Linked DNA regions of Homo sapiens: region 2 is linked to region 1. Evidence: read pairs that join two places in POLR2A ChIA-PET (ENCODE). Cell type or tissue: PC-9. All regions are shown on one strand. Links, peaks and the distances in the headings refer to the core of each region. The heading gives the core; the rest is flanking DNA.

Region 1 (15,293 bases), core at 4,256-9,255:
AAAAAAAAAAAAAAGAAAAAAAAAAGGAGTTTAATTGACTCAGTTGGCTGGGCAGGCCTCAAAAAACTTACAATCGTGGCGGAAGACAAATGGGTAACAAGGTACGTCTTACTTGGCGGCAGGAGGGAGAGAGAGAGAGTAAGGGATGGGGCAAGTGTCACACCTTTAAACCCTTAGATTTCATGAGAACTCACTATCACAAGAACAGCAAGGGGGAAATCCGCCCCCATGATCCAATCACCTCCCACTGACAAGTGGGAATTACAATTCAAGATGAGATTTGGGTGGGGACACAGCCAAACCATATCAACTAGTTTCCTACAAATGAAAATCACTTAAACTCTATTGTCTCTTCCTTTATATCTTCAATCCCCATCATGTACCTCTTATTTATGTAAGAGTTAACCCAAAATTCAATTCATCATCTCTAATCACCCACCCATCTCTAATCATTTGTTTCTTCAGCACCTGTATAAACAGATGTACTAAATTTGTACCATATTGTTTACAACTTGGCAAAGTTCTCTGGCATACTCCATGTTTTCTAGGATAATGTAACACACTGCAAGTATTAATATAGCTGTTAGCTAAATGAAATCTCCCTTCTGGCTATTCAGCATTTTTAGAACACATACATCAGAAGAAGACTTGCCTTCCTACTAAACTATTATGTGGAGATTTGTGTTAGGGGCCTGTCCTGCACAGCTTGGCCAGATCACTTCTGTTTCTCTTCACCAACAAAGAACACAAAATAAAATTATTTCATTCTTCACTATTTAAGTCAGAAGAACAGCATCTCTCTTTGGAAGATACTATATAACTCACAGCCCCCAGTGTGTCACACAATTACCATGTGTCATTTATCCCTTTATGGCCTTTTTTATTTTATAACTGGATAGACCAAGTGAATTAATGCCAACACTGACTATCAACTGTGCTCAATGTTAGCATTACTTCATCATTCTGGTCCTTGTATCAAGACCATTAAGTTAATCTTGACCATTTTAAAAAAAATTAAGGGTGGGATCTAAATATTTTATCTCACTAAGAATGTCCGTATTATGTTCTTCTGAACAATATACTTGGGGGAAGCTGGTGGTGATAAAGACCTTTTCAATGGTCAAACTAAACCTAATGTGTAACTTTCCCAGATTTACCCCACAGTATTTTGTCATGACTGTGTAATTATTTGTTTCCTGGGCTTTGTTCCAAAAAGAATTTTATGCTGCTTATAAAATACACATAATCTGTAAAGATAAAACAAAGGAGGTGAAGAAATAAGAGCATAGGGAACTGAACACTCAAGATAAGATGAAGCCAAAAATGCTGTTATACAAATCTGGCTTTAAGCTTCCTCGCAGCTAATTTTTTAAAAAGTTAGTTGCATGATTTCCCATGACTATGAGAGAAAAACTATTCATTTACTTATTAAAAAATGACTATTCCTGGTACTGGTTTCAGAGAGCAATTCCTAAATATCCCCAGAGAACACTAATGTAGCAGCATCCTCCTCAGAGTGAAAGCCTGGCCCGAACATGCATGTGTCTTAGCCTGGAACACGTCCAAGGCTGCTGTTGTGAGAAACAAAAACAAAGTTATCTTTCTGACATAGTGATGAAGGGCTGTCCATGTTCTTGTTTTGCTGATGAGAAATAACAAACCCAAAATGAAGCTTAAGCATAAACTTAAGAGAAATGTTGTGTGAAGCTTTGGAAAAGGAATAGTGGCCAGTAGATAAGGGTCAAAAGGACCAAAATGTAACAGAAAAAAAGGGCACATACATGAAGAATCAATGTGTAGACTTTAAAATGTCCTATCCTGGAATGAAAACAGAAGCAACAGAACTTGTCAAATAGAAGCAGCAGAGTTAGAAGCAAACTAAGTGTTTTTCCACACCAGGAGATGCTGCCCTAGAATGACAGACAATGATGTGTGCTGTTGGCAATCATGTCTTGAAGAAAAGTTGACTCATCAGATGTCTGAGGCTTGGTGAAGACATTTCTGAACGTCGTCCAATTCCCTTTGCTCCAATTTCCTATCCATGAAGCATCTTCTTAACCAAAGATTACTTTTCAAGAAAATTTTCCTCTGGGAATGTAAGGCAGCTCACATAAATATGCTGTCAACTTTTGCCAATCATTAAATTGGCTCTCTGGTACACTTCATTCTTATATGGGATTCAGAATAAGCCATGAGCCGGGTGCTGTGGTTCACGCCTGTACTCCCAGCACTTTGGAAGGCTGAGGCGGGCGGATCCCTTGAGGTCAGGAGTTCGAGACCAGCTGGGCTGATATGATGAAACCCCATCTCTACTAAAAGTACAAAAATTAGCTGGGCACGTGACTGTAATTCCAGCTACTCAGGAGGCTGAGGCAGGAGAATCGCTCGAATCTGGGAGGTGGAGGTTACAGTGAGCCAAGATCATGACACTGCACTCCAGAGCCTGGGCAACAGAGCGAGACTCTGTCTCAAAAAATAAAAAAGAAAAGAAATCGAGACTAAAATAAGCCTATGCTAGAACAAGCCTGTGTCAGGATTTGGACACCCCAAATAGGCAGATAATTTAAATTTTTACTTGCAAAACTCAGCAGGCAGAGCAAAAGTTATAAGCCTTTTTCACCTGAATTTAAGTCTATGAGACCTAGGTTGGAAAAGGCCCATTAGCGTTACCCAGTCTTGTTACACATTCCTTCCATTTAAGTTAAGGTCTAGTTGCATTGTCTGAACCTTTTCTTGGATACATTCTTTGGGACTGAAGGATGTTCACAGGACATAAGCTGCTTCCCAATGGATTTGTGCCAGATGCCTATCGGCAAAACTTCCTTTGGACTTCTTGGCAGACTCTCAACTACGGCTTGAAATAACAGAAGAACAAAGCTGCTCAACTGAAAGTTTGCATAACTGGTGAAGTCTGCCAATGAGTAATTCCTAATCATCTATCGTGAAGACATACAAGTATGAGCAAACAGTAAGGTTAAGTGTATTTACTTTGTGGGGGACAAAATCTAAGACATCACAAAGGCATGGAGACATGCATGTCAGCCAACATGATCAGCCTCCAGGTACCTGGAAGGATGCCACGGTTTCCCTTTGGCTTGTAAAATAGATACTCCTGGGTTTTTTTGTTGTTGTTTTTAAATGGATTTTGGTCTGGAACTGAAACTAAGTTTACTCAACTCCATGACCTGAACAAAATATTGAAGTCTTTAACATTAAAAAAAAAAAAAAAAAAAAAAAGGCAAAGAAAGTTTTTCACCATAACTAGATAACCAAGGCTTCTCAGAGATAATAAATGTGCACAGTGAGTTACTTACTTAGAAATTGTTTACCAACAAAAGAGTTGCACCCACTGTGAGAAATCTTAAGGAGGAAGACTAAGAGACTCCCTGAAACACTCATCTGATTTAAAAAATTCCTTCCAACTCATAATTTTTTTTTTTTTGGACAAGGTCTCACTCTGTCACCCAGGCTGGAGTGCAGTGGCTCAATCACGGATCACTGCAGCCTTGACCTCCCTGGGCTCAGGTGATCTTCCTACTTTAGCCTTCCAAGTAGCTGGGATAGGCAAAGGCCACCACCCCCGGCTAATCTAAAAAAGTTTTTTTTTTTTTGTAGAGACAGAGTTCTCCCTATGTTGCCCAGCCTGATCTCAAGCAATCCTCTTACCTTGGCCTCCCAAAGTGCTGGGATTACAGGCATAAACCACCGCGCCTGGCCCTTTGTTTCTTAAAGAGTACCTTAAGCCTAAAAAAGTGCTAATCTCTCTTGCCTCTTTCATAAGCAGAAAGCTAGCCATTTTAAGATTACACTATCATTTTGGAGACTTCTGAGAAGACTCCAAAGAGGCTATCAAAACTGAAGCCAGCAGCCCTTGGGATTACTTCTGCCAATCCAACTGTATGCTGCCAAGACCATCCAGCTAAGGCGACACGCACTATGCCAATTCCAGCTCTTGCTCTGCTTCACTAGCTGCCAATTCCTTCTTCCCTACTGTTTGAGCATTTCTGAAAGGCGCGTTTCCTGTCATTTATAAACTCGAAGTTTGCCAGTTAAGTACTGTACGAGCCAGCTGCTAGGCAGGAACTAGAGACTTTTTGTCTGTTGGAAGAACCAACTCTTTGGCTCTGGGGAGACTCAACCTGGCAAGTTCTGGGAAGAAGAGAATATTGTGGGGGAACTAGTAGGCAAAGTTCTAGAATGGAATAGAGGCAAGGGATTTATCCAAAGAAGAGATGCATCATTTCTACTTTCATGCTACAAAGCAGGAATGAGAAAACATGAGTAGAGAAATGCAACAATTCTAAAAGAAAAAGGAAGTAGTATATATTAAAAAAAAAAAATTATTTGAAACATTTAGCCATCAAAACCTACTTCTTGACAGGCAATATACATTTAAAATAAAAGCAGAAGTTCACTGTTAACCTACAAGACATCAAGGATAAACACGATCTTAGTACGTAATCTGTGATAGCTTCAAAGGAACAGCAAGCTTCTCATCAGCAAGTATAGATACCAGAATGCAGTTCAGGAACAGTTTAAAAGTGCTGAGAGCAAAATGCCCGTCCATCTTTAACTTTCTAAACCATTTTTTTTTTTTTTTAAATAACATCATAGACCCTCACAAACATAAAACAGTATGTTCTTTTTTTCTCTTCTTTTTTTTTGAGACAGAGTCTTGCTTAGTCACCCAGGCGGGAGTGCAGTGGCACGATCTCGGCTCATTGCAACCTCCACCTCCTCGGCTCATCGCAACGCCTGGTTGTTATCATTGCTTCTTTTTGGCTTCATTTTTCTTGCTAAAGAATAGGCCGGCTGCAGTGGCTCACGTCTGTAATCCCAGCACTTTGGGAGGCCGAGATGGGTGGATCACTTGAGGTCAGGAATTCGAGACCAGCCTGGCAAACATGGTAAAACCCTGTCTCTAATAAAAATACAAAAATTAACCAGGCATGGTGCTGCGCACTTGTAATCCCAGCTACTCGGGAGGCTGAGGTATGAGAATCACTTGAACCCAGGATGCGGAGTTTGCAGTGAACCGAGATTGCGCCACCACACTCCACCCTGGGTGACAGGGCAAGACTCTGTCTCCAAAAGAAAAAAAAAAAAGAAGCAATGATAAGCAAAGAAACTGGTAAAGCTTTGGGAAATTTACTGCCTTTAAAAACAATAGTTTATTTGTATTTCAAAAAGTGGTGACCACTAGGTACACAAAATAGTTAAGTATTAGTGATTTCGGTTTAGAAAAAGAACAAAGTCTAAAAATAGTGAAGGCAAAGCTATTCCAACTGAGTACTTGCAACCACCCCCCACCCCCTGCAACTTGAAGTTATATACTCAAACAACACTTGTTAAAGAATTGTTCCCCTGAACATTAAGCCAGAAAATTGCCTAGCAGCTGTTTGAAAGTAGAATTTACTCTAATTGTATCCAGGGACAATATGATTTTCTGAATAATGGTGTTTTCTCTTTATTTAGATGAAAATAACCACAGGAATGGGAATCTGGAATATGGAATTTTCTCCTCCAGAATTTAGATTCTGCTTTTTGAGAGAACTTAAAAGCTTGCTTCCTCTCTTCCAGGCTCTGGGAGGCTCCTTTAACAGGCAATAGTGCCAAATCCAGTGAAGCAGACAAATAGCTGTCCCCAACATGTATTTTCCTTTAGTAACAGATCCTGTGTTTAATGGGCACATTGCTGCCCTCACACAGGGATTGTCTCCCAGCTTCTCTTGCAGCTAGACACAGCCAGTGGTATGTTCTGGCCAACATGAGGCAAACAGAAGTATGAAAAGCTATCCTCAGGCAGTGTCCTTAAATAAGGATGCTGCCAATTTTGATCCTTTATCCTTTTTTCAGTTTGAAATGAGGTCTCACCACATTGCCCAGGCTGGACTGAAATTCCTGGGCTCAAGCAATCCTCCCACCTCCGCCTCCCCAGTAGCTGGGACTACAGGTGTCTGTCACCACATCCAGCAATCCTTTATCCTTCTTGTTGGCTGGAAACAGACCCAATAGTTGGAGCTTGAGCAGTTATCCTGGGCCAGGGAATGGCACACAAGGCAGATAGAAGCACCAGTCCTGAAGGATATGGTGGAACCACTTCCAGCCTTGGATTGTCTACCCTTGAACTCTTCTCATGAAAAAGGAAAACGAATTTAAGCCATTTTTTTTTCTAGTAACAATACATACCCAAACCTAATCCTGATACATGTAGTATGCCAAAATAGAGTTAGAAGGGTAAAAACAGACATAACGGCAACATCCCACAGAGGTTTTTGGCATGATATTTCCTACGAGTTGGGATGGCAGGTGGTCCAGAGAGAAAGAGGTGAGTTTTTTTTCACTCTTCAAAGCATAGAACAAGGTAGAAAAAGGGATATACACAACTAGTATGTATTTGTGCTTATCCTGAACTTTTTCTCCCTTGCAATTGGTACTGATAGAAACTGTTCTTTTCAACATTGAAGCGCCCCTCCAAAGACTAGTAAACATTCTTTGTAGAACAGAAGTTCTTAGCTGGGCGTGATGGTGTGTGCCTGTAGTCCCAGCTACTTGGGAGTCAGAGGTGGGAGGATCACTTGCACCCAGGAGTTCAATTCCAGCCTGGGCAACATAGTGAGTCCCCATCTCTTGAAAAGAACAGTTCCTGACAATAAACGGGTAGCATAAAACTCCTGATGACCTTTATGAAACTACACATTTTTGAGCTTCCACCTGCTCCCACTGAGATTTTTATTTATTTAAGTGGGACACAAGTTCTTAACTAATCAAACAGTTGTTGTTAGCCTTGGCTACACATTGGAGTCATCTCGGGAGCTTTCAAAATTGATACCTTTGCCTCACCCCTACCCCCAGGGATTTTCATTCAAATTGTCTGGGATAATTATAATTTAAGTATGGGAAAAACATTTTTTTCCCCTTAAGGCAGGGAATAATTAATGCTGAACTTTACAGATTGTCAATCAATGTAAAATAAGAAATAAAAACAGTAATATATGATTTAGGGAAATATATGATTTGGATAAATGATTTAGGAAAATATTCAGTTATAAAGTTGAGAACTCCATTGTATCACTGCCTGGAACACATGTAGAATAAAATATCCACTGGAATTCTGCAAAGAACACAGATTGTTAAGACTGTCCATGTTGTTGTATTCCTTTAAGAATGCGAATTTCCTTTGCCTGTCCTTGAAACCACCAGACTGTTACATCTTTGCAGCTCTTGCCCTGTGGCAGTGTTTTTACTGTTGGCAGCTTCTGCAACTTCTGTTCTCATTTGCTCCTTCTAATTGCACCTATTTGATTTAGCTTAAATGACAGGAGAAGCAAGATGACCTATTCCAGTGACATCTTCCTTACATTTACTCTTGGCTCAACTTTTATTTAAGTAAACATCACCGACCTCCTCCTCCCATTCTTAAAACAAAACTGCCACTGATTTAAGTCATTCAGACATTTAAGACTGTAGAAGTGCTGGAGAAATATAAGTTCTTAATATGATCTCACTTCTCTCAAAGCATTCTTAATTTTTCTAACATAGGAACCTGATACACAGAACTATACCATAAGTCAGAAAAATGACTAAATCCAGAGAATATGCAGTCTTATCTACATATTTTAAAAATAGTTACCTACAAGTTCACTCTAGGAATTTTGGCTACTGAAGCATCCATGTAAGTGTAAAAGACTGATGTCCAAGAATGTTCTATTCTGTGATCACTTGTAATGTGAAAAGCTTTGTTGATTGGAACATGTCACCAGTATAGAGAGAAAAAAAGAGTTAAAGGGACACCTCAGTTTACAAACTGGGAATGAAACAGAGAGGTTAAGCAACCCACCCAGAGAGAAAGCTAATTTAGGGGAACCAGCAGAAATGTGGGTTAGATGCGAGCTTTCCTAGCACAGAGTTACGTCACATGATCAGCTCATTGTACCTTTTAGTAAGTGTCATTTTATACAGAAGTGTTGGGGACACACCTGCCCTAAACCAATCCTATGACACACACATAAACTAGTGGACATGTTCAAAGTTAAGTCCCTAGATGTACTCTCAGATTCCTATTTTAGGCTCATTCTCCCCTATTCCTCCTTAAACCTTTCATATTATTTAATTCTGTAGAAACTAGAAATGTGTGACCTTAAAGGCTTTAGACACAATTCTTATAGTTCAGGTTTTTTTTATTATACAGGTGAGAAAACAAATCCAGAGCCAAGGAGTCTGACCTTCAGTGACACAAAATTGTGTCAGAGGCAGTGGGCCAGACCTGGGCTCTGACTCCAGGGTTCTTTCTACCAGTCCCCTTTAGCATCAAAGTAAAAACATGCCAGCCACTTCAGGGGGCACGTAATGAATCTATGCACACTTCACTTGTAGCTGAAATTTTGATGGCTATCATTCTGTTACATGATTTCCAGGCCAAAACATACTAGAAACGGCAGGTGAATTGCAGGGGAGACAAGATGCTGCTGACAGTAAAGGCAGAAACACACACGGCAGGAGGGCAACTGCTTAGAACCCCAATCAGTTTGGTGGGTTCAAGGACAGGAAAAGGAAATTTTCATTTTTAAAAGGATAAAAGGGGGACAATCTGAGCCATCTGTATTTTCTGTACAATTTCAATGTCATTTTACTCTACATATTTATTCTAGGTAGTAATACAGTGGAATCACCAACCTATTCCACCTGGACATTTCCCCAAATTGGTGTAAGAGGTATCACTCAAAATATTAATATTAAGTAAGTGAGCCAAACAAAAAGGGAGAGATGTCAAAACAAATTCATGAAGGAAGATCCTAGAATGTCACATGAATACCTCCGATTATCGATAATGCAACTGAATTATTAACTACTTTCAAAATAATTTATTCCATCAGGTGTCTGCTGTGCTGCGATTATTTTCATACCATCACTAGTCTCCTATTTCTGACCTCAAGGAAACTGCTATTCTTAAAAAGCAAGTATAAAATATTTCTTTCTTTTTCTTTTTCTTTTTTTTTTTTTTTTCCCAGACAGAGTTTCGCTCTGTCGCCCAGGCTGGAGTGCAATGGCGCAATCTCAGCTCACTACCACCTCTGCCTCCTGGGTTCAAGCGATTCTCCTGCCTCAGCCTCCCAAGTAGCTGGGATTACAGGCACCTGCCACCACTCCGGCTAATTTTTTGTATTTTTAGTAGAGATGGGGTTTCACCATGTTGGCCAGGCTGGTCTTGAACTCCTGACCTCGGGTGATCCTCCCGCCTCGGCCTCCCAAAGTGCTGGGATTACAGGTGTGAGCCATGGCACTTGGCCTAAGATTTATTTCTTATATAACCTACCTCTTTACAAAATAAACATCTGCTTAATGTATGCACGCACACACACAATATAATTGTGCACAAAACTATCTTATCTCTTTGGTTTAAAAAAGTACACTCAACATGGAAAACACACAGAGTCACTCCTGACCTTTCAAAGCCATTGACTTCAGGTGACAAAGATGAAAGAAGCCTTTAAAAAATCTTTTCCTTTAGTATTTAATAATTACTGGCCAGGTAATAGCTCACGCCTATAACCCCAGCACTTTGAGAGGCCGAGGCAGGCAGACCACTGGAGGCCAGGAGTTTGAGATCAGCCTGAACAACATGGCGAAACCCTGTCTCTACTAAAAATACAAAAAAAGTAGCCGGGTGTGGTGTGGCACACACCTGTAATCCCAGTTACTCAGGAGGCTGAGGCATGAGAATCATTTGAACCCGGGAGGTGAAGGTTGCAGTGAGTCAAGATTGTGCCACTGCATTCCAGCCTGGGCGAAAGAGTGGGACTGTGTCTCCAAAAACTTTTAAATAACCACCATGGCACATGTATACCTATGTAACAAACCTGCACATTCTGCACATGTATCCGAGAACTTAGAATAAAAAAAAAAGAAAAAAGAAAAAAGAAAAAAAATTTTTTTAAATAAGAAAAACAATTACTAAGTTTCTTCCCCTGCCACCTCAAAGTCCCAAACTTTTGTTGTGATATTTGAAAACACATGTTGACAACCCCGCTATCCAAAAACTGCAAAATAATCCCATGTCTACTCCACAAAGGGCCAAATAAGAAGGCTCCATTAGCAAGAACTGGAGAGCATATGTTGGCATCTAAACAGATGATCACGCGGGGACTAGGTTTACATTAAGATTTTGCCCAATCACAAAGAAAGCCAAGGCCAGTTATCTTACCTCAAACTGCGGGTAGGGAGGAGTCATGGCTGAAGGGGGCCCTGAGGTGGGAGGTGGCATCCCTGAAGTGGGTGGGAACAGACCCAAGGCGTTCAGATTTAATCCAGGAATTAAATGTGCTTGAAGCTGCAACAGTAAAAAGGCCCCTTAATTTGACAATTAAAAGAATCAAGGGAAAGTGAGCATTTTTAAGTGACAGTATTCAAACTGATCTCTTGTCTAATAAAGAAATGATTGTATAACTCAAAGCAGATGTTCCATGGGACTCTACTTGAGTACATCGTTTACATCTGTTTATATCCCTTGGTATTTTAAAATCTGTGTGCTGGTTTGCCCCCTCCTTGGTCCACAGCTGCATTAAGATATCTCAAGGGAAGCTTTCCTTTCCCTTATGACTAGCCCACAGGACTTAGACAAAACCGTATTCTGCATGCTGTGGGCAAACTAAATATAGACAAAAAGCAATGTATCAGAGTTGAAGAGGTAATCAAGTAAGATTGGTTCATTGAAAAGCAAACCAGCTATTAAGAGATCTTTACTTGCTGGGTAAAACTTAGCAACCATGGGTCTAGAGGCCTCAAAGTTGAGCCCTCTGGAAATCAGGACCCATCCCCATGTAACTACTGCAAGTAAACATATCACTGGAATGGAAATAGGAGCCAGAAAGGGTATTTTAATTTGTTTAATTTTATAAGGGTTGAGGACGTAATGTAGACGGTGGAAGGGAGATTTGAGTGTACTTGAAAATCTTTTTAAAAGGCCTAAGGGGGTTAGATTTAATCCCAGTTGATTCCAGAACATTTGGAGCCAAGCAGTGAGAATTGAAGCAGGTTGGCAAGAAGTCACGTGGGGTGTAAAATGGCTAGCATTCTAGGCTCTTCTCACAAACGCAGTATTTGCACATTTCCCTCGTCTCAGGTTTTGTGTTTCAGATGACTGGCCCAATTGAAAAAAAATTATTTTTTAAAGTCATTTACTTTAAAATTTAAGACAGGCTTTTGAAGTATTCCATTTTCAGCACCATTTCACTGATTAAGGAATGTCAGCAATTTGCTTTAATAGCCTCAGATGCACTACACAGATTGTTTTATCAATTGAAATTCTTGTATCTCCAAGGTTTATATGGCTAACCAAGTTTTAAACCTGTAATCTTAACATTAACTTTTATATGCATTATATCTATTGTAATCCTAATAAGAATGCAAGGTAGGCAGTAGTCCCATTTTACAGATGAGTAAACTGAGCCTCAGAGAGACTGAGTAAATCATATAAGAGAAGAGAGCTGCAGCTCATAAATGGTTCAGCTGTGATTCAAATCCAGTTCATGTAACATTTCTTCTATATTAAACTCTCTCAAATTAACATTGTAAGAGAGGTACTATATTAACCTTTGTAGGTAGACACTAGCCTTACTTCAGACAGAAGGAAGCTAAGGCTCAAAGACTGAATAATTTGCTAAAGTCACAGAGACAGCAAAGCTTAATGTCAAAGCCAGTATCTTCCCTACTATCCCAGGGTACTTGCTGAGGTGCTAAAAATCAACTAGAACTACTTCTAGTGATAATGCCACAAAAGAATTCAATATTAATGCAGTTAAAAACATTGTTTTAACTATTTGTTAAAATAAAGACATGCCCTTCATAACAAAACTAACATTCATAGAAGCAATATCATTTTCATAAGACTCCCTGATTTTCTTCATGATCTCCTCCTCAGCTTTGGCACATGTCTCAACATTGCCTTTAACTGTAATAGTGCGTTCTGGATTATACAGCGTCAATTCCTGCAATCTGCAGAATGAAAAAGAAGGGAAAGAAAAAGAATGAAAATTGGAGGAAGACAGCTAATAATTCAGCCACAGACGGCAATTAAAAACAAACTGTGGAGCCTGGTAATATGTAAAAGTGGGTGGTAAAACATGATGGGAAATGAGTAAGCCCCAAAAGACGTAAATCCGAAACTGTAAAGCTGCAAGAGAGAAGAAAATATTTGCCCTCCCATTTTCTCAACTAACGATTACTGGATACATATAGTTCAATCAAGTCCATATTTTAAATAAAGCTTACTTCTCAACCGCTTAAAGTTGAACCATTTTCACAATTGAACAGTGAATTAAAAAATGACTGGAAAGATGTATAGTTTTTGAGGAAACCAAATACCCTAAGTACATAACCTTTCATAAGTATGTTCCTAGTCTGTATTAACCAATTCTAGGCATAATTGGCATTCTCGTGCAATTGCATTTTCTGGGTCACCAAGCAAGGAGAAAGCATGGAAATATTCCAAAAACACAAGCCAGAATTCCTGTGTCTAAACTTAGTTTTTACCAGTTTCTTTAGAATTTAGATTGAAGTAGGCTGGAGGAATATCAATCCATCTTGACTAAAATTTAAAATGGTTCACCGATGCCATTTAGATAACAAAAACGTTAGATAGTGGCAGAAATATTCAGAAACTCCCTGCGGGACCTAGGTCCTGCTGAACCTTCAAAAGCCACTGAATATCATACCTGAAAACACCTAAGCCTATGCTGGTCAACAGCCTTGAGAGGAAAAGCAATGGGAGACATGTGCCATGGAAAACAGAACTAAGTACATAAATTGAGAGGATATGGATTATTGGTACAAATCTCCTTCATCTTCCTGAAGTTCTCATTTTCACTACTAGTATAATGTCACAGGCTAACCTTGAGCCAGATGAATGGGAAGTTATTCCTTAACATTTTCCTCAAACTTGTTAAAAATGTAAACATTTGTATAATGAAGACTATTTCTCTTAGACTACTTTAAAAAGAAGTCTATAATTCTAATTCAGTCTCAACCTGGCCCTGCCAAGCATTTTGTATTACAGTTTTAAAAATAGCTGCTTCTAGAATAACTTTTGAGATTTTTTTCTTTTAAAACTCTCCCCTTTCTGGGGGTAAATTTAAGACAAAGTAGTATTACTTATTGAATTTACCACTTTGTGGGGTTTTTTTCCCCCTTTCTTTACAACCAAACAGAAGTTTCCTGCTTCCTTACTACCTCCTTTGAAAACTCCTTGTACACAAACACCGTGCAGTCTTTCCCCTACCACTCTTCCTCAGTTCATCAATCTTTTCCCACCTTTTTGAGTACTCTGAGTGAAACTAAGAATGGCCACCCTCAGAAAAACCTTTCCACGTAATTTCAGAGCATCCACAGATTCTAAGTGTGGTAGCCTGCCTCCAAGGTGATTCCTGTCACCCAGTTATCTGTAGTCCCACACATACATACCAAATAGGGCTGACTTGTGTAAACAACATTAGAAAAATGATAGAGTATAACTTCTGAGGCTATGTCATAAAAGACATTGCAGTTTCCATCTTGACAGCTGCCATGTCTTGAGAACACTCAAGCAGCTCTGTGGAGAAGCCCATGTGGGAGGAACTGAGGCCTTCTGCCAACAGCCAGCATCAACTTGTCAGCAGCATTGTGAGACCCCAAGCCAGAACCACCCAGCTAAGCTGCTCCTGCATTCCTAACCCACAAAAACTAGCTGAGCAATTAATGTTCACATTGTGTTAAGCTGTCAAATGTTGGGATAATGCGTTACACGACAATGGATAATAAACTGGGTTATATATTCCAACTTTGGGAATAAATGTCATAAAACATAGTTAAGACTGCTTTAGAAAACATGAATGTAAAGCATTTGGTTCCTCCTGCCAGAAGCAGATAATGCTTTCAATACGGGTCAGAAACCTAACAGGCAGCAAGCTGTATTTGAGAAACCATGTGTAAGTACGGCAGCACAGGCTAGCTGAAGCAGCTGTAAAGTGGGAAGCTAAGCCCAATACACAACATGCAGCTTACAGTGTTGGAAAGTTTTCTTATTCAAAAGCAAAGGAGCACTCACGGAGATATCGTGATTTTAGTGTCTGTGTCTTGCTCAATTTTTTTAAGATTTCTTCCTTCTTTACCAATAAGACGTCCAACAAAGTTATTATGAGCTAAAATCTTCAAGGGGATCTCTTCTGTGCTGTAAATAGAAAAGTGGCCATAAAATTAGAATAAGTAAACCTATTCGTGGGTAAAAAGACAATATTCACTCATTAAACATTTACTTCCTACCTACCATCTGGGAAGCACTGTGTTAGGTACAGCTTAAAACTTGCTGACAATTGGCCAGCATTCTAGCAATGCATGAATAGAAGGGGAGAAAAAATACAGAAGTTAACTTCTAAAATAGTTCTTATTTTATTCACTTCAGGAAATATCTTCAGTGATGGAGTCTCTTACTCAAAACCATATTCCTAAACCCCTACTACCAGAACACAACGTACAAATAAAAAACAGTACCATCCAGTACAAATATACACCTGGAGATATGTGCATAATTTATAGAAGGAAACAGAAGAAACAACAGTGGTTACACTTTGGGGGAAGGGCATAAGAACAGGAAGGGGAGCTTTCACTTTTCATTTTGTAGCTTTCTGAATTTCCCAGTCATATATATATAAAACTGTTTAAAATGTCATTGTGGTTAATAGATGGTGGGCTTTTCCTTTTTCTTTCTTTTTTTTTTTTTGAGACAGAGTCTCCCTCTGGCGCCAGGCAGGCGTGCAGTGGCGCGATCTCGGCTCACTGCAACCTCCGCCTCCCGGGTTCAAGCCATTCTCCTGCCTCAGCCTCCCAAGTGGCTGGGACTACAGGCACATGCCACCACGCTCATCTAATTCTTGTATTTTCAGTAGAGACGGGGTTTCACCATGTTGGCCAGGATGGTCTTGATCTCTTGACCTCATGATCCACCCGCCTCGGCCTCCCAAAGTGCTGGGATTACAGGCATGAGTCGCCACACCAGGCCTATTTTTCTCTATACTAAAATAATTCTTCTTTAAAATTTTTACTTTAATAATTACATTCTTATGATATGGCACCCACATATAATATTACTAAAACATATTTAAAGTTCTCTACAAATTAAGGTTGGTAATGAGGTCCCCACACTAACTCCAGTGCCTTACTCTCGATTCTACTTTCAGTGCAGCGCTGTTCTGTACGCTAAACGTGGCACAGAACCCAACCTTCACTCAAAGTTCCTGTGGAAGAAATAGAGTTCCCGCCTG
Region 2 (15,293 bases), core at 4,636-9,635, 110 kb after region 1:
AAACAAAGCTTTATAATTTGAAAAATCATCATAAACTAAATCTGTTATTAACAATCTGTATAGGGTATTACACTTTAGTGGGATGGGCCTTAACACCTTGTAAAAATGTTGAAATCAGTGTTTTGGAAATGCGTAAGCTTTAAGAATGTGTTACACAGCCAAGTACTTTAACAACTGCCTGAAACAGACTAGTAGAATCAAGTGCAAACATAAGCTATCCCGACATACTGTCTATTGGGGGAGCGGCACACCAGGACTCCAACAACCCCTAACCACCAGCCACCTGTCCACATATCAGGTCATTTTTATTTTTACGCAGGCTCTACTAGGGCTATAGAAGGACCTAAGTCAAAGTTTTAGCTTTTTTCTAAGAGGTCCCACATCATATACATAAACAAATTTAAGCCTACTCTACTGACGATTAAACCTTGAACATAAGAATACAATATCAGTTGCAAGCATTTGGGATTCTGAATCCCTTCTCTATAGATTTATCTATCAGACATCATTTAAATAGTTATTTACCCCTATGTTTACAACTTTAGGTATCCTGGGACTTGGGAAGGCTTTACACACATAAATAACTTAAAAATTAGTTGCAGAATCCTACAAGCAGAAAAGAATAGCAAATAATATACTTGAAGTATTTTTTGGTCTACCATTTCAAGAGCCTATATATTCAGAGTCATGACAGTTATGAGACTGAATAAATAGCATCAAAACCACCAGATCTGATTTACTTCTAACAAGACACACATCTTAAGGTGGAAGGATCGCTTGAGGCCAGGAGTTCAAGACCAGCCTGGGCAATATAGTGAGATCACATCTCTGCAAAAAATAAAGACACATATGTTAAGACCAGGCACGGTGGTTCACACCTGTAATCCCAGCACTTTGGGAGGCCGAGGTGGACGGATCATGAGGTCAAGAGATCGAGACCATCCTGGCCAACATGGTGAAACCCCATCTCTACTAAAAATACAAAAATTAGCTGGGCTTGGTGGTGCACGCCTGTAGTTCCAGCTACTTGGGAGGCTGAGGCAGGAGAATCGCTTGAACCCGGGAGGCCGAGGTTGCAGTGAGCTGAGATCGTGCCACTGCACTCCAGCCTGGGGACAAGAGTGAGACTCCATCTCTTAAAAAAAAAAAAAAAAAAAAAAAAAAAAAAGACACATATGTTAAAATTCTGTAGATTTAGGGAAAAAAAAAAAGACTTGCAGAACCTTAACTGCTCCCACCTCTACCAGAAATTGCAAATTACCTACTCAGAGAGTGTGAAAACTCAGTCCAGCTAAGCATTTAAAGTGACTGCCAATTATGACAGTGGTTAAAAATATTATACTTGTATCATTCACATAAATCTGTTTATAAATTGAATAAGATTACTATAAAATGTTAATTATTCTGGCTGGGCGGGGTGGCTCATGCCTTTAATCCCAGCACTTTGGGAGGCAGAGGCGGGCGGATCACCTGAGGTCGTGAGTTTGAGACCAGCCTGGCCAACAAGGAGAAACCCCGTCTCTACTAAAAATACAAAAAAATTAGCCGGGTGTGGTGGTGCATGCCTGTAATCCCACCTACTCGGGAGGCTGAGGCATGAGAATCACTTGAACCTGGGAGGCAGAGGCTGCAGTCAGCCAAGATCATGCCATTGCACTCCAGCCTGGGCAACAAGAGTGAAACTCTGTCTCAAGAAAATTTTTTTAAAAAGTTAATTTTTCTCTTTCAAAATTGTAAATTAATGCTTTTCTGTCTCCCTAGCACCTAGGCATAATGGTTGTCATTGGCAGGGCTCAAAACATAAGTTGAAAGAAAATGAAATTTCAAGTAAGCAATGGAAATCAAACTGCAAACATCAACAACATTAAAATGTAATCCCTTAAGGCAGATTTATCAGTTGTGTAACGGATTAATGTCATCTTAGGTTTTATGCAAGGTCAATAACATAGAATAACATTCCATTTTTGTTTTGTTTTTTTTAGATGGAGACTTGCTCTGTCACCCAGGCTGGAGTACAGTGGCCTGATCTGAGCTCAGTGCAACCACCGTCGCCCGGGTTCAAGCAATCCTCCTGCCTCAGCCTCTGGAGTAGCTGGGATTACAGGCACCCACTACCACGCCCAGCTAATTTTTGTATTTTCAGTAGAGACAGGGTTTCGCCATGTTGGTCAGGCTGGTCTCGAACTCCTGACCTCAGGTGACCCACCCACCTCAGCCTCCCAAAGGGCTGGGATTACAGGCTTGAGCTACCGAGCCCAGTCTGTTTTTTTCATTTTTAAAATAACAAGAAATAACATATTATAATCAGACTTTGCATATACCAATCTCTAGATTTTAAGGAGTTACAGTTTCAATTTTAATTTATAAATATTCATTTTACATGTTTTGATGTTATTTTACTAAAATGTCCATCTAGTCCTTTGATAAATTCAGAGATTTATGGTGGCAGTATGTAAACCAAATTAAAATGTACCATAAAACCAGGTAACTAGAATTTTATGTTTAATCAAACCATTTGGAAGCAGTTTAGTGAAATTTCAGTATCTTAAATTATACTGTTATTAAACTTATTTTGAAAAAGTTAAATATTAATACTGAAACACAAATCGTCCACAACCAAAAGTAAACCGTATCAATCAGATCTACATATTTAAACATTACAGTGATTTTTTTTTTTTTTTTTTTTTTTTTTTTGAGACTGTGTCTTGCTCTGTCACCCAGGCTGGTGACACCACACCCAGTGCAGTGGTGCGATCTCGGCTCACTGTAAACTCCGCCTCCCAGGTTCAAGCGATTCTCCTGCCTCAGCCTCCAGAGTAGCTGAGATTACAGGCATGCGCCACCACTCCCAGCTAATTTTGTATTTTTAGTAGAGACAGGGTTTCTTCATGTTGATCAGGCTGGTCTCGAACTCCCGACCTCAGGTGATTCACCTGCCTCGGCCTCCCAAAGTGCTGGGATTACAGGCATGAGCCACCGCGACTGGCCTATTTTTGTATATTTTAGTAGAGACGGGGTTTCGCCATGCTGACCAGCCTGGCCAACATTGGGAAACCCCATCTCTACTGAAAACACAAAAATTAGCCAGGTGTGGTGGCATGCACCTGTAATCCCAGCTACTTGGGATGGGAGGCTGAGGCAGGGGAATCTCTTGAACCTGGAAGGCAGAGGTTGCAGTGAGCTGAGATCACACCACTGCACATTCCAGCCTGGGCTACAGAGTGAGATTCCATCTCAAAAATAATAATAATAATAAGCAAAAATAAAAAATAAAATATACAAGATTTTCTGGGCTGGGCACAGTGGCTCATGCCTATAATCTCAGCACTTTGGGAGGCCAAGGAGGGTGGATCACGAGGTCAGGAGATTGAGACCATCCTGGCTAACACGGTGAAACCCCGTCTCTACTAAAAATACAGAAAATTAGCCAGGCATGGTGGCACACGCCTGTAATCCCAGCTACTCAGGAGGCTGAGGCAGGAGAATCGCTTGAACCCAGGAGGCGGAGGATGCAGTGAGCTGAGATCGCGCCACTGCACTTCTGCCTGGGAAACAGAGGGAGACTTCGTCTCAAAAAACAAAATACAAAACAAAAAAAACACCATTAGAATTAAATTTAGAGCACTGAACAAGTTCCAGTTAATACAATGTGTTGTGCATATGCTATTTAAAAAGACTGCTCTGAGGTTTTCAGAGGTTTGGGGGTTTTGTTCTTTTTTTATTTTTGGTTAAACATTGCACAACACATTTCTTCTTTCCATCATAATTGGGGTAAACCACATGCTGGAGTTTCCTGAATATCAGAAAAATCTTTAACAAGTACAATAATGAAACCTAAGATATTATTAATATCCTATTAATGACAAGATGTTTAAATAGGTTATAATGTATTATTGACCTACATATGGGTGAATATACTTTACTCCTAAATCAAGTCCACTACTTTAATAGTATTTAACATATCACTTTACTGCAATTATTCCCTATCCCACCTTCCAAAGAACCTTTAAAATTGCTTTTTAGGTCAGGTGCGGGGGCTCACACCTGTAATCCCAGCACTTTGGGAGGCCAAAGCAAATGGATCACTTGAGGCCAGGAGTTCAAGACCATCCTGGCCATCATGGTGAAACCCCCATCTCTACTAAAAAATACGAAAATTAGCTGAGCATGGTGGTAAGTGCTGGTAATCCCAGCTACTTGGGAGGCTGAGGCACGAGAATCGCTTGAACCTGGGAGGTGGAGGGTGCAGTGGGCTCAGATTGCAACACTGCACTCCAGCCTGGGTGACAGAGCAAGACTCTGTCTCAAAAAAAAAAAAAAAAAAAAAAATTGCTTTTTAAAACAGTGAGGTAGTTGGGTTCGGTGGCTCATGCCAGTAATCCCAGCAATCTGAGGCCGAAGGAGGAGGAACACTCAAAGCCAGGAGTTGGTGACCAGTTTGAGCAACATAGAGTTCCCATCTCTACTAAAAATTTAAAAAGAAAGCCATTAATCAGGTGTGGTCTCAGCTCCTCAGGAAGCTAAGGTGGAAGGATTACTTCCATCCAGAATTTAGAGGCTGCACTGAGCTATGATTATACCACTGCATTCCAGCCTGGGCGGCAGAGTGAGACCCTGTCTCTAAAAAACAACAATAAATAAAACAAAACAGTAAGGTATGGTGCTAAGTCGTATTTTTTCTAAAAAAGCATACATTCACAGATGCTCACATATACATGTAAATTTTCCCTAAAGGAACACAATAAACTGCACAGTAGTTGCATTTGAGGAAGGAGAAAAATAAAGTATCATTTAAATTTTGCCATGTGCACTGTTTTTCTAAAACCTTCCAAGCTTTTTAATTAATTTAGAGAAAACTACTTTTACTTAGTTCCTGTGGGTGTTTTGTATACAGTGTAACTAAGTATTACTTAGTTCCTATGGGTGTTTCGTATACACTATAGAGTATTATTTAGTATGACTAAGTAAAACTGCTTTTACTTAGTTCCTGTGGGTGTTTTGTATACAGTGTAACTAAGTATTACTTAGTTCCTACGGGTGTTTCGTATACACTATAGAGTATTACTTAGTATGACTAAGTAAAACTACTTTTACTTAGTTCCTGTGGGTGTTTTGTACACAGAAAATAGCTTAAGATTCCATTAGATTTGTTTCGGTATGTACATTATTCATCAAGAGACCTAAGAATAAATAGGAACACTGAAGAAGCGTGTAACAATGCTTTACCAATATTGTTATAGATAGCACATCAAAATGCCAGAGACTGGGGAAAAATGCATGATCATGAGCTAAAGTTAGACTGGTATGGAAAAAATAACCTGCAGGTGATTAACAATTACCATAAGTGACATACACAACATACAATAGTTATGTTTAAGTAGAGGGCAGTATCTGAATTTAAGGCAATGCATCATGTATATGAAGAATGACCTTATTTCCACTAGTTGTAAGATATCCCCAGAAAAGTATTAGATTTATTACATTTAGGTAGATAAGTCTGTAGTAAGTATAAAGCTGCTCGTCTAAAATGAAGCACAAAACAAATTAAAAGAAAAAATAAAATGAAGCACAAGCAAAGATTTCATCTTTGAAATTAGATGATCATAATCTTTGGACATTAGATGGTCATAATCATCTTTCCCTCTGTGCTGAATCATTGCCTTCAGAATACCACCACGTTAATACACTTGCCTTTAAAAAACCTCACTTCCATAGTCTGAGCAACAAAATAACAACTGTAACATGTTATAATCTATGCAATAAGATTCCATGAGTCTAATATTAATATAAACAAAGTAAATTGGGGAAAGTAAAGTTTATTCCAAATAATAAATGTAGATGCCCAGTGTGGTGGCTCATACCTTTATGTAATCCCAGCACTTTGGGAGACCAAGGTGGGTGGATTACCCGAAGTCAGGAGTTTGAGACCAGCCTGGCCAACATGGTGAAACCTCATCTCTACTAAAAATACAAAAAATTAGCTGGGCATGGTGGCGGGCACCTGAAATCCCAGCTATTCGGGAGGCAGGAGAATCACTTGAACCCAGGAGGCAGAGGTGGCAGTGAGCCGAGATCGCACCACTGCACTGCTGCCTGGGCGACAGAGCAAGACTCCATCTTGAACAAAATAAAAAACAAATAATAAATGTAGAAAAAATAAAGAGAAGTAGAAAGCCACTATTTGACAGCCACTATAGTAGCAGTGACAGTTGCTGACAAGAATCATCAATGGATGCTAAAATTAGTGAAAGTATTGAGAGACAGAATCTCTACATTGTCTCAAAATATCTCCCCACAAAGTTCTTATTACAAAAGAAAAAATAGTAACTTTACCCTGAAGAAGCCTGGCAGACACTACTTAACCAATTGGTCAAAGTTACCACCACTACTGAAACAAAAATCAACAAACACCATGTGCCTCTAGATGAGGTGCACTGAAAGCAATATCACTTCTGAGGAATTCCATCAAAAATGCCTCACCTGGTGCCAGGCACGGTGGCTCATGCCTGTAATCCTAGCACTTTCGGAGGCTGAGGCAGGAGGATCACTTGAGGTCAGGAGTTCAAGCCCAGCCTGCCCAACATGGTGAAACCTCATCTCTACTAAAAATACAAAAAATTAGTCAAGTGCAGTGGCGGGCACCTGTAATCCCAGCTACTTGGGAGGCTGAGGGAGAATCACTTGAACCCGGGAGGCAGAGGATGCAGTGAGCCGAGATCGCGCCACTGCACTCCAGCCTGGTCGACAGAGTAAGACTCTGACTGACACACACACACACAGCCTCACCTGATGCTAACCATGGGAGACATCAGATAAACCCACATTGAGGGGCATTCCACAAAATAAACAAACAAACAAAAAACTAGCTTATACTCCTCAAAAACAGGAAAGTCATTAAATCAAATGAAGGATTACAGGTCGCTCATGCCTGTAATCCCAGCACTTAGGAGGCCAAGGCAGGTAGATCACTTGGGGCCAGGAGTCTGACACCAGCCTGGCCAACATGGTAAAATCCCGTCTCTACTAAAAATACAAAAAAATTAGCCAGGCATGGGGTGTGTGCCTGTAATCCCAGCTACTCGGGAGGCTGAGGAATGAGAATTGCTTGAACCTGGGTGCGGAGGTTGCAGCCAGCCGAGATCCCACCACTGCAGTCCAGCCTAGACAACAGAGCAAGACTCTGTCTCAGAAAAAAACAACAACAACAAAAAAATGAAGACCAAGGAACTGTCCCAGATTAAAAGAGACCAAACAGGCTGGGCATAGGGACTCACACCAGCAATCTCAGCACTTGGGGAGGCTGGAATTTGGCAGGCAGATCTACCTGAGCTCAGGAGTTCGAGACCAGCCTGGGCAAAACAGTGAGATCCTGTTTCTACAAATAAAATTTAAAAATTAGCCAGGCATGATGGTGTGTGCCTGTAGTTTTGGCTACTCAGGAGACTGAGGTGGGAGGATCCCTTGAGTCCAGGAGTTCGAGTTGCAGTGAGCCATGGTCACAGCACTGCTCTCCAGCCTGAGTGACAGAGCAAGACTGGCTAAAAAATAAAAATAAAAAAAGACAAGAACCTATCCAGTGATAAAAGTCAGCCAGTTATTTTTTACATTTAACTAATATTTACCCAGGGCAAGGAAAGCTGTCTGAAACATGTCAGAGGCCGGACTCTCCATTTGGTCATCCTTAAAAATACAGTGAGTGACCACAAGGTTCCAGCCTCAAAATGTAAACTGTCAGAAGAAATGTTGATGGGGTCCTGAAATCATTATTAGATTTTGTTAAAGTTTTAGGAATAACAGAAGGAAACAAATGCTATTCATTTCCTTAGGCACGACCTGGTATCAACATGTAGGGTTCATTTCAGTTTGAAGAACTTAAGTGTATCGATAGATGCCCAGATGTCCAAATTCATTTCATCCTCCTCATGTGTACTTGTTTTCAGCAGTCCTTAACTGTTTATTCTAAACACTTATCTTTTCAAAAATACATTTTAGAGACAGGATCTCACTCTGTTGCTCAGGCTGGAGGGCGTAGCACAACCACAGCTCACTGCAGCTCACTGGGCTCAAGCAATCTTCCCACCTCAGCCTCCCAAGTAGCTGGGACTACAGGCATGCACCATCACACTCAGCTAATTTTTTATTTTTTGTAGAGATGAGGGTCTCACTATGTTGCCCAGGCTGTTTGTTTGTTTGTTTGTTTGTTTGTTTTTTTGAGGCAGAGTCTCGTTCTATCACCCAGGCTGGAGTGCAGTAACCTGATCTCAGCTCAGTGCAGCCTCCACCTCCTGGGTTCAAACGATTCTCATGCCTCAGCCTCCTGAGGAGCTGGGACCACAGGCCACAACACCACACCTGGCTAATTTTTTTGTATTTTTAGTAGAGATGGGGTTTCACCATGTTGGTCAAGCTGGTCTCGATCTCCTGACCTAAAGTGATCTGCCCGCCTTGGCCTCCCAAAGTTCTGGAATTACAGGCATGAGCCACTGCATCCAGCCACCCACCCTGTCTTGAACTCCTGGGCTCAAGCAATCCTCTGGGCTGCAGTTTCCCAAAGCGCTGGGATTACAAGCGTGAGACATCACACCTGGCAATATTTTATCTTTCATGCACTTAGATTTTTCTTCTTTTTGTTTAGAATTTGACATTTTTTCATTTGCTTATCTTCCTATACCGATTTATTATCTTTTTTTTTTTTCCAAACTGACTTCCCTATCAAGGCTAATATGCCATGGAATTGCATAAAATCCTCACTTGCTCTTGTTATGATGTAAATACATATTCACCAGAATACCTGATACAGGCCGGGCGTGGTGGCTCATGCCTGAAATCCCAGCACTTTGGGAGACCGAGGCGGGCAGATCACGAAGTCAAGAGATCGCGACCATCCTGGCTAACACGGTGAAACCCCGTCTCTACTAAAAATACAAAAAATTAGCCGGGTGTGGTGGTGGGCGTCTGTAGTTCCAGCTACTCGGAAGGCTGAGGCAGGAAAATGGCATGAAACCGGGAGGCAGAGCTTGCAGTGAGCCGAGATAGCGCCACTGCACTCCAGCCTGGGACACAGCGAGACTCCGTCTAAAAAAATACCTGATACAATTTTTTTTCCTTTTTCTTTTTCTTTTTTTTTTTTTTTTTTTTTTGAGAGAGTCTCACTCTGTCGCCCTGGCTGGAGTGCAGTGGCGCAATCTTGGGTCACTGCAAACCTCCGCCTCCCAGGCTGAAGGGATTCTCGTGCCTCAGCCTCCTGAGTAGCTGGGACCACAGGTATGCGCTACCACACCCCGCTCATTTTTTGTGTTTTTAGTAGAGACGGGGGTGGTTTAACTCTATTGGCCAGGCTGGTCTCGAACTCCCGACCTCAAGTGATCCATGTGGCTACCTCAGCCTCCCAAAGTTCATGTGAAAGGCATGAGCCATCACACCCAGCCACCTGATCTAATTTCAAACCACACATTAGAGCAGAGCAGCCATTCTCAAAGTATGGTATAAGGAATCCCTGACACACTTTCAGGAGGTCCAAGAAGTTAAGACTATTTTCCTAATAACACTAAGATGTTATTTGCCTTTTCTGCTGTGTTGTATTTGCACTGGTAGAGCAAAGGCAATGATGAGTAAAGCTGCTGGTCCTTAGCATGAAGCAATGCAGTGGCACTGAACTGTACTAGTAGTCACTGTATTCTTCTCTGGCATTTGCAGCGAAGAATTATGCAAACTGTTTAAAAATGTCCTAATCTCAATCCTTCAGTATACATCCTTTTATGATCTGTATGAAGAAAAGGGAAGCATGCATAAAGCACTTCTGCTACCTATCCTGGTTGTCTGCACAAAAAGCACTGTGCAGTTGTTTGAGTTGCAAGACGAACCAGTCAAGCACCGTTTCTACCTGAAGAACTAGAAGCAAAATGTAGTTACTTAAAAACTTGAGTATCTGGCAGATATTTTCTCAAAAAGGAATAAAATGAGTCTGTCACTTCAGGTAAAACGATTTTCCTGAAGTATCTGTTGCCAAATGACTAAATTTGAGCTTTTAAGTAAAAACTAGTATTTTGAAAAACTTCTATCTATTACCAATGAGCTTTGACAGCCTCCCAATCCTCGTGGATAAAGATCCTTTCCGAGTATAAGACAATCAATGGATTCTTTTTGTAACAAGTACAAAAAAAATTCACTGATATGATTTCAGATTCCACATTGAAACTAGACTTTAAAAAAACTACCACTTGGTGTTACAGCTCTTTTAGAATTTGTCCAGCAGGTGGTTTTCCGGTCTTTACCAGTAAGCCCCCACCCCCGCACCTCCGCAAAAAAGCTACCACTTGTAGCTGGGTGCAGTGGCTCACGCCTGTAATCCCAACACTTTGGGGAGGCCAAGGCACAAGGATCACTTGAAGCCCAGGAGATCAAGACCAGTCTGCACAACATAGTGAGATCCTGTCTCAATTTAAATTTAAAAAGGAATTTTTTTTTAACTACCACTTGTCATATTTTGATGTAGCACCAAAGAATATCTGTAATTATTTATACTCCTTCCTTTTCTAAACACATATCCATATGTGGCTGGATTTTCCTCATATACTTCAATCAAAACAATACATGACGACAAACTGAATGCAGTAGTAGTTACCAGTTTCCAGTTGCCTCTTAGGCCAAAGAAACTTACAAAAATGAAAAACAGTTCTCTTTTATAAGAGTGTTTTAGGGCCAGACGCAGTGGCTCATACCTCTAATCCCAGTACTTTGGGAGGCTGAGGTGGGCGGATCACTTGAGGTCAGGGGTTTGAGAACAGCCTGGCCAACATGGTGAAACCTGGTCTCTACTAAAAATACAAAAACTAGTCAGGTGTGGTGGTGCATGCCTGTAGTCCCAGCTACTCGGGAGGCTGAGGCAGGAGAATCGCTTGAACCCAGAAGCGGAGGCTGCAGTGAGCTGAGATTGCATCACTGCACTCCAGCCTGGGCAACAGAGCAAGACTCTGTCTCAAAAAAGAGTTTTTTATTTAAAATTTTATGATAACATGTAATGGGTTTTTTATAAAACCCCTATCATTCCAGGAGGCTGAGGCAGGAGAATCGCTTGAACCCAGGAGGTGGAGGTTGCAGTGAGATGAGATTGCACCATTGAATTCCACCTTGAGCAACAACAGCTAACCTCCATCTCAAAAACAAAACAAAACAGACCTCTATCATTCCTTATAACTGCTACAAAATATGCCACAGAATATATCGTTAGGGCTGGGCACGGTGGCTCACGCCTGTATTCACAACACCTTGGGAGGCCGAGGCAAGCAGATCATTTGAGGTCAGGAGCTCGAGACCAGCCTGGCCAACGTAGTGAAACCCTGTCCTACTGAAAATACAAAAATTAGCCTAGTATGGAGGCAGGCGCCTATAATCTCAGCTACTCAGGAGGCTGAGGCAGGAGAATCACTTGAACACGGGAGGCAGAGGCTGCAGTGAGCCAAGATTACACCACTGCACTCCAGCCTGGGCGACAGAGCAAGATAAAAAAAAAAAAAAGGAATATATGGTTAGAATAGGGTATGTTTTCTTTTTTCCTTTTTTTTTTTTATTTATTTTTTATTTTTTGAGATGGAGTCTCCCGCTGTCACCAAGGCTGGAGCACAGTGGCGTGATATCAGCTCACTGCAAGCTCCGCTTCCTGGGTCCACGCCATTCTCTTGCCTCAGCCTCCTGAGTAGCTGGGACTACAGGCGCCCGCCACCACGCCCAGCTAATTTTTTGTGTTTTTAGTAGAGATGGGGTTTCACCGTGTTAGCCAGGATGGTCTCAATCTCCTAACCTCGTGATCCGCCTGCCTCAGCCTCCTCAAGTGCTGGAATTACAGGCGTGAGCCACCGCACCTGGCCAGAATAGGGTATGTTTTCTTTTGATGGCCATTTAGGTTATTTCCTATTTTTAACTATTAAACAATATGGAAAAAACACATGTCTTTTTGCCAAGTATGTCTTTGTAATAGAATACTACAAGTGAAATTGCTGTTATGGAGAAAGGAATTAAACATGCCTCAAAGTTACAAATAGTTGAACATTAAAGTGCTTATTCTTTCCCTTTAAAACATGGGTTCCCCCAGGCGTGGTGGCTCATGCCTGTAATCCTAACACTTTGGGAGGCTGAGACGGGTGAATCACGAGGTCAGGAGTTCAAGACCAGCCTGGCCAACATGGTGAAACCCCATCTCTATTAAAAATACAAAAAATTAGCTGGGCAAGTGGTGGGCACCTGTAATCCCAGCTACTCGGGAGGCTAAGGCAGGAGAATCGCTTGAACCCAGGAGGCGGAGGTTGCAGTGAGCCGAGATCGTGCCATTGCACTCCAGCCTGGGCAACAGTGCGAGACTCATCTCAAAAAAAAAAAAAAAAGTGGGGGGCGCACAGGGCTGGGCGCAGTGGCTCACACCTATAATCCCAGCACTTTGGGAGGCCGAGGCAGGCAGATAACGAGGTCAGGAGATCGAGACCATCCTGGCCAACATGGTAAAACCCCATCTCTACTAAAAATACAAAAATTAGCTGGGCATGATGGCGCACACCTGTAGTCCCAGCTACTCTGGAGGCTGAGGCACGAGAATCCCTTACCCAGCAGGCGGAGGTTGTAGCGAGCAGAAAGGTTGCAGTGAGCCGAGATCGCGCCACTGCACTTCAGCCTGGGTGACAGAGCGAGACTCCGTCTCAAACAAACAAACAAACAAAATACAAATAAACATGGGTTCTTGCTGTGTTACCCAGGATGGTCTCCCAAAGTGCTGGAATTACAAGTATGAGCCAAGCACCTTGGCCTTAAAGCACTTTTAAACAAGAAGAAAAAAGGAAGGACTCTCAGTATTGTCTTCCTTTACAAAAATTCCCCTTCTACAACTCAAAGATAGGCAATTGCAAAATGTCCCAAACAGTAAAATTAGAGCTAGAGATCTTTTTTGCTCGAAAAGTAGACAACAGTGTTAGTTTCAGATTATCTGTACGATACTGTTAAAATGTGACGTGTAATATAGTATAACCTAAGAATTCTGTGTTTTACAGACTCCCACCTACTAGAGACCCTTTTTACCAATTCCTGCTTGGCGATTTGGATGGAGCTCTTTTACAATATTGTACGATATTGCTGATTAAAACTGTGCTTACAGATTACACAAAGCCATGAGGACTGGGTTGTTTTCCATAACACTTAGTTGAAAGGTATTCTCATTTTAAGTTCTAATAGATACTGCCAAATAGTGTGCCAAGAAGTCTTTGCCAATTTACTCTTTAGCTATATGAGTGGCCATGCCTCCACAACCTTGCCAACACCAGATACGGCCAATCTTATTCATTTTTCTCCAACCTCATAGGCAGAAAATGTCATTATCGTTGGCACTTCCCTAATAACTAGTTAGACAAGGGTGTTTTTTTTGTTTGTTTTGCTGTTGTTGTTCTTTGAAATAGGATCTCACTCTATCGCCCAGCTTGGAATGCAGTGGTGCAAACCTGGGCTCAAGCCATCCCCCTGCCTCAGCCCCCCAGTTAGCTGGGACTACAGGCACGCACCACCATGCCTGGCTAATTTTTGTTATTTTTTGCAGGGACGGGGTTTCGCCATGTTGCCCAGCCTGGTCTCAAACTCCTGAGCTCAAGCGATTCATCCAAGTGCTGGGATTACAGGCATGAACCACCGTGCCCAGCCTAGATTGGATATCTTTTTGTACACAGACTGACTTTTCAGCTGTGCCCTTCTGAACTGCCACTTCTCATCCTTCGTTCATTTTTATACTGTTTCTACCTCTTTGGAATTAGGAATTCATCTCCTGGTCTATTATTTCCTTTACGTATGATCTCTCCTAAGATAATTCCATAACTAAACACATTTTAGGGATTCTAAGATCCATGCACCTAGATATAAAGCACCAATTCTTAACTTATTCACAGTGCATAACCCATATTTTACAAAGAAATGTGAAACACTCCTATGTCTCCGTATATATGAAACATAAACCATAAACCACGGGGTCATACGGGAATAGGCACACCCATCCCCCATTTTCCACTACCACATGGTAAACACACAAACTTATTAGTGAGACAATATCACTTTAGTACCAGATAATCCAAGAAGTCCTTTACAGACATTATCATTTAATTCCCAACAACCCTCTGCCATAGGTCTTATTACCCTCATTTACAGATTTTAAAAACAGAAATCTCAGAGTTTAATCAGTTTGCACAAGATCACAGGGCTAAGCAAAGGTTCCTACTGAGGCCTGTGTAGCTCCAAGCAAGATGCCACTGGCCCACCCTTACCACTGTGCTGTACTGCTGTCCCCAACTTTAGGTAGTAGTACGTGCACACAGAAGTGTCTATCACATTTTTCTCCAAAGGTTCATTACATCACTTGGGATGTCTTTAACAAAAATCATATAATACCAGGAGCTTTAACCAGCACCATTGATTGTCTTGCCACAGCTAACCTTAAAAAAATTACATGGGCTCAGTCAACCTTATTATAAGATTCCTAGTCCTGTATCACAATTTGCCTTAATTACCCTGTCAGAGGATACCCTAAGAACAGCTGTGAACTCCATGAAATGTTTTGGGAGCATAGCCAGACCCATGCTTATAAAGTACTGAAGACGCAAAAGTTCAGTGGGATCTCTGGTGAGCATTTTCCAAAATTAACCTAGGCATCAGTCTTCCATGATAATCCCAAATCAGCATTTGCTAAATGGCATGAACTAAACTACTTAGCTCCTAAAGTCAAACACATGAAGAATGAGAATAATGCAGTCACTCCATCACGCACGCAGGCTGCTCCAGCTGCCCTCTCCGCTCAGCCTCAATCACCATCCTGCCTCACACTCCAGCCTCTTTAATCTCAAACAGCTTGTAGTTCCCACACACACCCCAGGATGTTTCACACTTACATGAGGTGGCTCCTGCTGTCCCTTCTGCCTCTTCCCTCCTGGGTGCACACGGTTATTAGCCTCTGCCTATTTTCACATCCCTCTCTGAATGTATTTCTCACTGGTAACAACCAGGCTAAGCCTAATAATGCTCCCTCCTCCTATGTTCTGGGGCATCTCACATATACCCTATGACATATTGACAACTTCTCTTTACTTGGAGAGATTTTAACCCACCTTTAGGATCACTACCACAGTGAACCACCATTACTGTTGAAAAATAAAAAGACTGTCACCCAGGAAATCAGACAGAACAAAGTGAAAGCCACTGTACTCCATGTCTTTCTTCAGGACAAGGGTCTTACTATTTTTTTTGGAGACGGAGTCTCCCTCTGTTGCCCA

The links. Peaks named below come from ENCODE experiments on the same cell type or tissue, not always from the same donor. Only the 100,000 strongest peaks of a DNase experiment are listed, where the experiment ranks them.
Region 2: POLR2A ChIA-PET joins it to region 1 with 8 read pairs; 3 of 35 experiments call an interaction of 5 or more read pairs at or near these places.

Annotation. Positions count from the first base shown.
Region 1 is chr7:23,331,860-23,347,152 of GRCh38, forward strand. It overlaps IGF2BP3 (insulin like growth factor 2 mRNA binding protein 3), which reads right to left. Exons shown (of 15, transcript NM_006547.3): 8 at 14,081-14,203; 9 at 11,859-11,994; 10 at 10,205-10,330. Among named protein-coding and RNA genes, the nearest start is that of MALSU1, 40 kb to the left of the region's middle. RefSeq lists a silencer at 3,811-4,105. In PC-9, for the core only: no CTCF peak of the experiment used is centred there; no DNase peak of the experiment used is centred there.
Region 2 is chr7:23,440,437-23,455,729 of GRCh38, forward strand. The region is part of intron 2 of IGF2BP3 (insulin like growth factor 2 mRNA binding protein 3); the gene reads right to left. It also overlaps the pseudogene RNU7-143P. Among named protein-coding and RNA genes, the nearest start is that of IGF2BP3, 22 kb to the right of the region's middle. In PC-9, for the core only: no CTCF peak of the experiment used is centred there; no DNase peak of the experiment used is centred there; H3K27ac peaks cover 2,307 bases.